Linked DNA regions of Mus musculus: region 2 is linked to region 1. The links are chromatin contacts, found by Hi-C in ENCODE. All regions are on one chromosome and are shown on one strand. Each heading gives the region's core, a stretch centred on a gene start or an enhancer-like site at or near the end of the contact. The rest is flanking DNA. Distances are from core to core; before and after follow the strand shown. Region 1 holds the start of Synj1 (synaptojanin 1). Region 2 holds the start of Donson (downstream neighbor of SON).

Region 1 (5,874 bases), core at 2,936-5,435:
GTTGTTTTGAGAGTGACATACATACCTGTCGTGTTGCCCGTGGGGCAGTCAGGATGGCTTCCAGGTTTTGGTTCTCTCCTCCCACTAGTGGGATCTGGAGAGTGGCTCCACAGAGGTTTGGTGGCAAGCATCTTTGCAGGTGAACCATATGCCAGCCCTGCAGATGCTGTAAAACCTGCTGTAGCGTCCACGTCTTCTTCTCCATACGTAAAATCCATGCTTGGAAGGCTGTACTGCAGATTCTCTAAGTTAGTGTAAAATCAAGAACAAATTTTATCTCAATATAATATTACAAATTTTGTTATCTCTTTCAGGGAAAATATAAAACAGATAGTAAAACTTCTTGCAAGCGTTCGGGCTTTGGATCACGCTATATCTGTTGCAAGTGACCACAATGTGAAGGAAGTCAAGTCTCTGATTGAAGGAAAATAGATCTGCGACCAAAAAGTGTTTGCTTTGCTGCCATTTCCAGTGTGTACATTTTGTATATATGTAAAGTTTCTTAAACTGTAATATACTGATTCTTGTTTTAATACAAAAACATTATATTAATACCGTGTCCTTAAATGTGATTTCTTGAGAATGAAAGGAACTCAGATTATTTCTAGGAGTCTATGGATGTTTCTTTACTGCCTGTCATATTTTGTTTATGGAAGTATTTTATATGGTCATTAAATTAACTTCGTTTACGTATGCTCTATAAATGATGAGTGTTTAGTGTAAGTTGTATAATTTTGCGTGTCTGTGTGTGTGTGTGTGTGTGTGTGTGTGTGTGTGTGCATGTATATTTATACCACCATGGATTTTCATGCTGGAAATTTTGCAGTGTTTTTCTACAGAGGAGGCTTTTTAACAGCAGGAACTTACCCAATAGCAATCATCTTAGGGAAATACTGCACTGCAGCAGCTGAAGGGCTGGCAGGTGATGACCTTCACCCCCCACAGTGACTGCTGTCACTGTAGTTGTGCTGCCTTAAAATGAAAACTGAAATAAGACTTTGTCGTTGAGTGAGTGTGGGACTTCTGGGAGTCTGCCCTGGAGGCAGCTGTGGGTTTAATACGAGCCTGAGGCGACATATGCAGTAGTGTGGGGTAGGATGAGCCACAAACTAACTGCATGGCCTGGGCTGACTGACCTTTCTCACTATTGTCTTCCCTGCCCAGCTATAGATATGCATTTCTTTAGTCTATCCTGTTTTGAATCCCACATATGTGAGTTATATATGCAATAAAGAACATGCCTTGCTGATCAGACACACCCAGGCAATTTACTATCCATGGTATTCTGTAATGTTTCTACCACACTGTAAATACTCAGAGAAACTTGTTTTAAGGTTGATGCTTTCTGATTCTGTGATTTTCAGAAGAGTAACTTTTCAGAAATTCAGGACTATCGTTTGAAAAATATATATGTAATTAAGCTTTAGCCAAGCATTAAATTAATTTTTAAACACGCCTTTTGTTGTATCTTGCTGGTGACTAAGTTCAGAGCATACATACAGTGGTTCATATGGTGAGGCTGTTAACAGGCCAGTGTGCACTTGGACAGTGTTGTGCTCTCCTTTCTCCATCAGTTCTGGAGGTATTATGACTTATCTCCACATATTCATTAAGGATGAGGGTTGTGTTTTTTGTTTTTTGGTTTTTTTTTTTTTGTCATTGTTGTTGTTATTAATCTTTCTTGGCTCCTAAGGGAAATTAAATTTCAGAGCACTCATTCTCATGAATTAAAACAAACACAAATATGTATTTGGGCCTTAAACTGTTTCCAAGCCCATCAGTATAAAACCACTCTTCCTATATCCAGCTTTAGTAATTGTTTGGATAAGCTCCAACTGCCTATGCTAACACTTAGGAACAGGCTTGGACACTGTCCTAGGAGTCTGATGCAAGGTGAATGGAGACCAGAACTGCATATAGAAAGTGCTCGTTATGTCTCGACGAGGTTGTCACTCCTGAATGAGTAAAGAGCACTAAATATGGAATTCTCAGCTGCCATAACACTGGTATTTACTAGCTGAGTGTCTTAGAACAGCTACTCTCTTGAGTGCTTAAGGCCAAAAACTGGAAATAACTGTCACTGGAATCATGTATCTTATAAAGGTTCTCAGCTCAACGTATAGATTCTAGTGGTTTCTGGTGCACCTGGGTTTGTCATAATTCTCCATTCTACCATTTGTCTTCATGCCCCTACATGGGGACCTGATTCCCCTCTGCCTCCTTTGTAACAAACGGTACCTGTGATTTCGTCTCGGTCTCTTGTATAACCACAACAGTCTACCAGATATCCAAAACTTTTTTAGACTCGGGTCACCCAGTCATCTGTCGTTTGCTAGCGACAAGAATCAGGGTATGAGCATTCTGACAGCCTCACCATTGCTCAGTTCCAGTCAGCACAATTGGCTTCTTTGCAAAGCTTTAGACTGTGCCTATATATTTTGAGTTAGTCTACTATAGACACTGGTTTGCTAAAACGTGCAGCTACTTGGATATGTTGTAACAATAATAAATAGAAAAGGGACAATAAGGAATGTTCAAAGGTCACTAGTATGCTTTTCAAATCTTGGGTTTATTTTATAATTAAAAATGTATTTTGAAAGGACTTGGGAAAGCTAAGACCTACCACTGCTGCTTTAGCTTAATTTGAAGAAAGACATTATAACAGAAGCTTGGACCTCCGCTTTCTTAGTTCAGGATACCAAGAATAGGCAGAAGGCTGGCTTTAGAAAGCGCTTAGTGCCATGATTTCCACCTTGACAAAGAGTTTTTGGTGTAGTTTCACAGGGATTCTTGGTGTGAAAAGAATGATGGGGTAAGCAAGTTTGATTACAGCTCCACTTGGGGTAATTTCAGTTGTCATAAAAAGGTTCATCCCTAGGGCTGGGGATGCCCCCCAGCTTGTAGAATGCCTGCCTGGTACGCATGAAGCTTTGGGTTCAGTCTGTCACCACGTAAACCAGGTATGGTTGGCACACTAGCCTGGGCTCTGTGCTACTTTGTCTCAAAAAACAAAAGCTACCTCCAAAGTACTACAATTCAGTGGCCAGCTCTCCTGAACCCGTTTTTGTCGGTGCATGTCATATACAGTCATCACACTTAAGAAAAATCCCACTCTCAAACATCCCTGTTTTATTTAAAGGACTGTCCCCACCTGAAATGGACACTTCTTGGGAGGGAAAAATGGCTAACCACAATTCACAGCAAGCAATTGTTATTATAAGCTTGTGGTTACTGTAACCACAACAAAAAAGTAAAAGTTGTTCTTAGGAGACTAAGTGAAAAGATCTAAGAACTGAATCCAAGTGTGTATCTCCTTGGCTGGAGGTGGCTTCTCTTGTGTTTAGTTTGCTTTTAATATTTTAAAACTAGGGTGGATTTGTCTTCTCTAAAATAGAGAAGCGTTGAGTCACATGACAGCATGTTAGAGGAAATGTTTTTATGCAATACGTCATATTTAAATTGTGCTTTTGGGAAGAAAGTAAAAAGGGGAAGAGGCTAGGGGAAAGCAAAGGCAAATGGAACATGATTGCCGTGCTCCTTGGATTCTCAATTCCTCTCTAAAGCCCCAGGGACTACAATGTCCTCCCATTTTTGTCTCTGAAGTATAGGCAGAATAATTCTGCTGGACACAAGTTTTAGACATAATGTCTCGTTTAAAAAGATAGTTTGAAACAGTGTGATGCCCTTAGTTATAAAATTCCACGGCTGGCAAATCGACAGTGACAGCCATGTTTTGTTTGACTGCCTGGAGTTTCTGGTTGCTGGCTTCCCCCACTCTCCACTGCATTCGGTTGAGCACTCTTCCATCGCCCCTGGAGCTCGGAGAACACACTGAAACAGCCAGGGAACAGCCTCCTGCTGCCTCCCTGACGACAGACACCATGGACAGCTCTTCGAGCGCCACCCAGCCGGCGCGGGGTGCACACCGTCCCCCGCCTCGCACTCGCCCATCGCCCATCAGGTCTGCGGAGGCGGCAGGGGGTGGTCCTGATGCCCGACTCGAGCACGAATCAACACGGGCTCCCCCAGCTCTTTCCTGAAGTCCCTCCCTGTCGCCCGCGGGGAGGGCAGAGCTACAGGGCTCCACGCGAGGAGGACGGACCCTCCCTCTGCCGGCTCCCCTGGCCGTGCCACCTTCCCACTCCCGGGGCGACGGAGGCTCGCTTCACGGACCCAGGACGCGGCGGCCGCAGGAACCCGGTGACCAGTAAGCGCCCTGCTCGGCAGCACGGTCCCGCGTGGGCGGAAACGGCTCCGCCCTTTCACCCTAAGGGGCGGGCCTTCCGCCTGGGCAGCGGCGCAATGCGGAAGAGCTGGACCTGCTGGAGCGGAAGTGACGCTTCGGGCGGCTGTAGCGGCGGAGGCTGCGGGAGAAGGAGGAGGAGGAGCCGGAGGAAGAGGTGAGGCAGCGGGCGGGAGGGCGGGGGGCGGGGAGCGGCCCGGGCTCTACCCAGGGGCAGCCGGCCGGCCGGGTGGACGCTTCCTGAGCGGTGGCGGCCGTCGCAGCCGGGTCGCAAGCGGTGAGAGGCGGCCGAGGGCCGAGGGCGGCGGGTTGTGTGGAGACCCCGGGGCTGCGGGTGGCTTGCCGTGACAGCGGCTGTCACCCAGCGGGCGGGAAAGGACCCCGTCGGCACAGGCTCCCGGGTATCTCTGGCGGTGCGTAATGGAGGCGCTGAAGCGCCCGGTGCCTCAGTTCCCCCCGGCTCCCCGGGATCTCGTTGAGTGGCGGTGGGATCCATTCGTCACGGTGAGCTTCGTGACTGGGCAGGAGGCGGCAGTCACCTGTGTGGCTTTCCCTGCCCTTCGCCGCCGCCCTGGAGAGTCCGCGGTGTGATAATCCCGTCCCTCTCCGGCCCCCTCAGGAGCTTTGAATCAGCCTGATTAACCTTCCCTCCCATCCCCTTGCCCATTCCGCCTAGGGATCGGCTTGAAGTTTCCCCATCAGTTCCCTTCCCGTAGTGACAGATCGTGAAGCAGGAAGCCGATAAACAACCCCAACTGAAAATACGCTACAGATTTTCCCTTTGGGGAAACATAAATTAAATGGGAAATCCACCTTATCCAAATCAGGACCGACGGTGCTAAAAACCCCTGCCTTGTCCTGCCGTATCTTGAGAACTGGACGCGTTTCCTTTTGCCTTTTGGTTAAGAAAAAAAAAAAAAAAGGTGACGCCTTATCTTTTGGAATAAACCGTTCACCCCTGAGCTCTCTTTTTCTCTACCCCCAACCCCCATCAAACTTGTCAGTGAGGGACCTCAGGAGGACGCCTAGCAGTCCTTGCAGCAGAAGGAAACCTCAGGTGCATTGACTTGGTTTCCACAGGGCTGCCTCTGAAGAAAGGAGAATGGCGTTCAGCAAAGGATTTCGAATCTACCACAAATTGGATCCCCCACCGTTCAGCCTCATAGTGGAAACTAGGCATAAGGAAGAATGTCTCATGTTCGAGTCTGGGGCTGTGGCTGTGCTCTGTAAGTCACGTGTTTTCACCTGCCCGATTCTGATCTCTGTTTTGGTTGTAACTCGCGAGTTCAACAGTTTATAAAAAAAAGGTTCTTGAGAACCTTCTCCCTGAATTTGATCTTCTGAGCTTTAGCGTACGGGTTTGTGCTTTGGCTTAATTTGAATGAAGCCTTATTTTCTGTAAACTGAGATAGCTTAGGGTTTTTATTGGGGTGATGGTGGTGCAGGGCGGTGCAGATTTTGCTGCTGGGAGTTTGTTTTCCATCTGTTCTGCTTCTAGAAGTTTATCTTTTTGTAAAATGGTGTTGCAATTTTGTCTTTATCACATTAACCCAATAAGACAGCTTGCATCTCCTGTTATACCCAGAATTTTGTTAGTCAGATTTAATAGGAATGGTATGATCTGTGCATCA
Region 2 (5,526 bases), core at 1,821-4,320, 680 kb before region 1:
TCTCTCTCTCTCTCTTTTTTTTTTTTTTTTTTTTTTTTTTTTTTTTGGTATTTCGAGACAGGGTTTCTCTGTATAGCCCTGGCTGTCCTGGAACTCACTCTGTAGACCAGGCTGGCCTCGAACTCAGAAATCCGCCTGCCTCTGCCTCCTGAGTGCTGGGATTAAAGGGGTGTGCCACCACCACCCGGCCAGTCAGTGCTCTTAACTGCTGAGCCATTTCTCCAGCCCCTCTCCAGATCTTCTTATTTATTGTTATTTTTCTTAATATGGATATACTATTGATTGCTAGTAACATAGTATGTTAGTTACATTTTTGTTGCTACGGCAAGCACCATGACCAAAAGCAGTTTATGGAAGGGTTCAGTTGGGCCTACAGTTCCATAATGGCTGGGAAGCCTTGTCATCAAGATAGGTGAGAGAGAGGGAGAGAGAGCGAGCAGTAAGCAGGGATGAGGCCAGGCCATAGACCATCAAAGCCTGCCCCGGTGAAGCGCTTCCTCCAACAAGGATGCACCTTCTAAAGGCTCCATAACTTCTCTAACACCAACCGGGGCTGATTCTTCAGACTCAGGAACCGGTGGGGGACATTTTTCATTAAAACTGCCACAAATAGATGCATATTAACTTGTTTTTTTTTCTCATTTTTGAAACAAATAAAAGAATTTATGGAAACAAGTTGAACCTGTTACCAACCGGATCAACTGATGAATGTTAACTCCCTGTGAGAGCTGAAATGCTGACTATACCGCGTGCATAATGCTTAAGTGAAGAAGACCATGGCACCCCTGACCAGCTCCGTGCTGACTGGCTGGCTGGCTGGCTGGCTGTCCTTACCACTCGCCTTCCAGCGCTTGTGTTCCTGTCACACCTCAGATACTGCTAATCATCCCGTTGCTCTAGCAGTGACTGACAGTTTTAGTAGCTGTGGTGCCACTTTGAATTTGAAAGTGCAAAGCTATATATAAAGAAAAAGGAGTCCTGCCCAGCATCTTGAATGGTTTCTTTACCCCTCTCTGCTAAGTTGAACCTTAACAATCCTTCCATTTACGTATCTTAAAAGATGTGATGGAGAAGTTATCAGCTGGTGTTTTCAGGTATGCTAAAACAAAAAACTAAATCATCATTTTTCAATTCTCAAAGACATAAAGAGTTTGTATTCATTCCAATTTTATGGTATATCTAGTACTTGTATATATTTTTTTTAATTCACTGTAGACAAATAGCTGTTCTTTCATGTTTCTCAAAATGTGTCTGCTTGTGCACCTGTGAGGATTGCCACAGAGAGAGGATCTTGTGCTTTTTCTCCCCCACACCCCTACCCCCATTCTGTTGTGTGTCTCTCCTTTCTCCTTCCCCTCTAGCCAAAGAATTTGAAATAATTCAGAGCTTGACAAGGTTGTTTAAATTGGGATTTTATATCAATTATAAAGTAAGAATTAGATAAAGGGACTGAGTAGTATATTTTTTCTTTCAAAACCTAAACACTTTTAGCCCAGTGTTGTGGCACACAGCTGTATTCAAGGCACTTGGAAGGCTAAGAGTCATGAGTCTGAGGCCATACTGGGCTAGCTAACAAGACAAACCCAGTTTTAAAAAAGAAAGAAAAGGGGGGAAATTACTACTTCTTTAAGCCACAGAAATATTAATGAATGCATTTGTAATTTCTGTTTGGATTTTTCTTTTTAAGATAGCTATCTAGCTCAGGCTGGCTGACCAGCAACTTGCAGAGGTTCACCTGCCTCTGCCTCGCCAGTGCTGGGATTAAAGGCTCGAGCTGCTTGTGTTAGATAAAGGAAAATAAGCAAATGTGTGGTCTACTGCATCCTGCGTGCTGTGCTCCTCTGTGCCTGTGCCTGACATCTCGAATCATTTCCCTCCTCAGGCCTCTGCTCGATGAGCCCATCCCACTGTATGAGGCAAAGGTTTCCATGGAAGTTGTTCAGAAAAATCAAGAAAGAAAAAAGCAAGTCGTTCAATTTTAATTCTCTTCCCTGATCTCAGTCGGATGCACCCACACCAGTGGGGGAAGCCAGTTTTCTTTGGAAATTGTTGAGAAAAACCAAGGACGATAAAGCAAGATTTTATATTTTTAAGCCTGTTTTCCTGCCACAGTAAGATGTTTGGTTATTTGACATATTTGAAAAATACTTCCAAAATTAATGTGCAAACAATCCAGATAATTTTTTTACCATCTGAAGGGGACATTCCAAAAGCTTCTTTTAGTTATTGTATCTGTACACTTTGCCTCTGCTATAAAATTCTTTCCATTAAGAAAACTGCTTTCAGCAAAAGCTACACTATTCTAGCAAATACATCTGTCACATGCTTTTGCTATACCAAACGTCATTTGATTTTGTTATCAACTTCATTCTCAACACCTTCCTTAACAAACCGTTGATGCCATTATTTTAGCATTTGTACTTTCCGACTTCAAAGTATCTAATCCACTGGCATTTAAAATGTTTTTAAATATTCATTCACTCTGAATTTCTCCGAGATCATACGGAATCATAGTACCTGGTCCTGTAGTAGTGACGGCATTTGCATAGAGGGCTGCGGTGGTCGGGCACTGGGGACAAGGGTGGAAGAGTTGGCCTGCGGCTAGCCTGAAGCTGGCGGACATTTCCCCCTCGTGGGTACTGTGTTGAGCTCGGCCCATCACCGTCTCTCTCAGAATGATATTGCGGCTTCTCACGGAGAGAAGTAACTGCCCATCACCACCAATCAATGTGTTGTTTGCTGTGCATTCATGCTCCGTACCCGGGGCTGACACTACGCCCGCTGCCGAGTTGGTACTGTTAATCCCTTTTCCGAGCCCTACCGGGTGCCGCGCGCCGCCGTCGCGTTCTCAGCGACGCCGACCTCGCAGCAGGAGAGCCGCGAGCTGCGCGCGCCCGGCCGGAAGCGGCCACCGGGAAATCTGTTGGGCGGGGCGGCACGGCCTGGCACGCATGCTCCGTCGGGGCGGGCCCGTGGCGGGGCGGGGCCTCAGGAGCCTCCAGTCCGTGAGCAGCGCGGGGTCTGGGCGGGGCCGGGGCGCGCGGGAAGCCCCGGCAGGGCTGCGGAGCTGCCTCGGTGCTGCGCAATGGCTGTCTCGGTGCCCGGCTACTCGCCTAGCTTCAAGAGGCCGCCTGAGACCGTGCGGCTCCGCCGGAAAAGGTCTCGGGACCATGGTGCCGCCGTGCCCGCCTCACTGCCGGAGCCCGCGCCCCGCCGCGCCGCGCTGGCGGCTGGGCTGCCCTTGCGCCCCTTCCCGACCGCCGGCGGCAGAGGAGGCGCCGCCGCGACCATCGCCCGCAGGAACCCTTTCGCTCGCCTGGACAACCGGCCGCGAGTCTCGGACGAGGCCAGCGAAGAGCCGCTCCGCGGTCCTCAGGGGGCGTCGGGCCCGGTGAGTCTCCGCGTCCCGCAGCCGGGCGTCAGGGGTGGGAATGGGCGCGAACAGCCGCCGCAGGCTGATGTCCTGAGCTGGGGCGGGGGAGGGGGTGGCTGCCCTCTCCTGTAAGAAGGACTTAGGGATGGATACCCAGGAAGGTGGCTCGAATAGTCCTCCGAACTGTGATGGAAAGCCACAGAATCTGCCTTCTCACCATCCTTTCAAGACCTTTTTCTCAGGCACTTGAAATTACTGTGGACTGTTGAAGATAAATCGGGTCAGAATTTACAAATGTTGGTTTTACTCATAAAGCTTTTTTGGAACTTTTGGTCTAAGATTTTTGTATCAGTTATTAAATGCGTCAAAGTCTGGCCTTTCCTCCCGTTTAGATAAGTTCAGGCACAAATCTGCAATGAAACATGGTACTGTATGGATGTGAGCTCCCACTCACTCTCCTGAGAACCTGGTGTGCCAGGTGAGCCCTTACATAGTTCACATTCCCTCATCGCTTAGGTTTTAAAAGGACCACTCTTTTCTTAACCTCAGCTTCTAGATTCTAATGAAGAAAATAACTTGCTGTGGGAGGACACATCATCTCATGAAAGAACTGGCACGGAACTGTCCCAGGTACTTTTAAAAATTACATTTCTAGTTTGTGCCACAATTGTGTGTGTAGAGGCCAGTCCCTCCACTGTGTGAGTAGAAGGATTGGACTCAGGTTGTCAGGCAGGCCAGAAGCAAGTGCCTCTACCTTCTGAGCCATCTCAATGGCTCACTCTAGGAAATACTTTCAAAGGGCTGAATATAATGTATATTCTAATAAACATACTTCTCAAAAGCTTTTCTCTTGAAAAAATGAGTTCCAGGAATGAATTCAAAGTCTGGGACTGAACCTCAGTTTGTAAAATGCTTGCCTAATGTTCAAAGACCTCAGGGCTGGATCCCCAGGAATTCCATGAATTACATGGGACATGATGCTGTACACTTAGAGCTGTCTCACTGGAGTGAAGGAGGGATTGCCAGGCCTTTGATAGCATCCTCAGATGCAGAGACAGTTGAGGCCAGCCTGGGACACATGAGAACCTTCTCTGAGAAGAAAAGAGAAACTTGAGAGTGATTATTTCTATACAGGTGTTTTGATACTAGACATGGGCTCTGGTGGCCAAAGCCTGCTTTGTGCTGGGGATCAAGCTCAACACTTCCCACAAGTTGAGAAACAGTCTGCCCTCCCTTGCTCATAGTTACAGGTAGATGCATTTTTCCCCACTGGGAACAGGCTGAGAGTGCCCAAGATTCATGCTAGTGTTCACATAGTCAGCTTCTCTGACAGGATCTTTGTATGATGTTCCCTAAGGAAGTCCTTCTGGAGTGGACAATACGGACTTGTGCAGCTAGTTGACTATAATTGTTTTTTCTTTGTATTTTTTTTAAAACTGAAGGTAATGTTTTTAAAACCCTTTAAAAGTTCTACCAAGATGGCTAAGCCTAAAGAAAGAGCTGTTGTCTCTATACTATTGTCTCAGTAGTTCTGAGCCTTACAAGATACTTTTTAAATACTAAGAATGTAAGTGGGCTTAGAGGCAGAGGCAAGTGGATCTTTGCATTTGAGACCAGCCTGGTCTATAAGAGTGAGTTCCAGGAGAGCAAGCGCCATGCAGAGAAACTCTCTCTTGGGGGGTAGAGGATGGGTACTGGAAACATTTCTACTTTGCTGTCTGTAGTATAGAAATATGAAAACTCAGAAGTGAGCCAGGACCCTCCAGCCCCGCCCCACCTGGCTTTATTCACTTATGTCCTCTCGGGTCAGTTCTCTTCCTCCGACTCAAACTGTCAGGCTTAGTGGCACGTGCTATTACCCAGTGAGTCATCTCTGTGCTCTGAGACCTCTCAATAGCTTAGTTTTCCTCCCTCTCGACTTGTCAGGTATAATCCATTTTTAATATTAGACCATTCATAAATTTTGACATTTAGCAAACAGGAGTAGAACTGATAAGTCTTTATTAAAAGGTTTTCCTTGAAATAGTAATTTTTGTGTTCTTTGTTTTCCTAAGAGTCAACGTGTATCGTTGTCTGAATCGGACACTTGGTCGTCAGATGGTACTGAGTTACCTGTGGACTGGAGTATTAAAACCCGACTCCTTTTCACCTCT

What was found. Hi-C counts contacts between places; a loop is a spot of excess contacts on that map.
Region 2: a map of T-helper 2 cell shows a loop between it and region 1 (4-fold over the local background). The contact joins the promoter of Donson here to the promoter of Synj1 in region 1. A Hi-C loop is called at or near these places in 3 of 37 maps with a recorded cell type or tissue (T-helper 17 cell, T-helper 2 cell and left cerebral cortex).

The regions. Positions count from the first base shown.
Region 1 is chr16:91,009,619-91,015,492 of GRCm38, reverse strand. Synj1 (synaptojanin 1) reads left to right here and starts at 4,185. Exons shown (of 32, transcript NM_001164483.1): 1 at 4,185-4,400; 2 at 5,324-5,469. The coding sequence starts at 4,303. 4930404I05Rik (RIKEN cDNA 4930404I05 gene) reads right to left here and starts at 4,244. Exons shown (of 3, transcript NR_028368.1): 1 at 4,174-4,244; 2 at 26-244. It overlaps Paxbp1 (PAX3 and PAX7 binding protein 1), which reads left to right. Exons shown (of 18, transcript NM_026110.2): 18 at 315-1,456. The coding sequence ends at 432.
Region 2 is chr16:91,686,272-91,691,797 of GRCm38, reverse strand. It overlaps Donson (downstream neighbor of SON), which reads left to right and starts at 3,070. Exons shown (of 10, transcript NM_021720.1): 1 at 3,070-3,391; 2 at 3,923-4,003; 3 at 5,428-5,526. The coding sequence starts at 3,086. Cryzl1 (crystallin, zeta (quinone reductase)-like 1) reads left to right here. Exons shown (of 13, transcript NM_133679.2): 12 at 1,049-1,094; 13 at 1,883-2,476. The coding sequence ends at 1,982. It overlaps Gm10785 (predicted gene 10785), which reads right to left and starts at 2,900. Exons shown (of 6, transcript NR_040389.1): 1 at 2,518-2,900.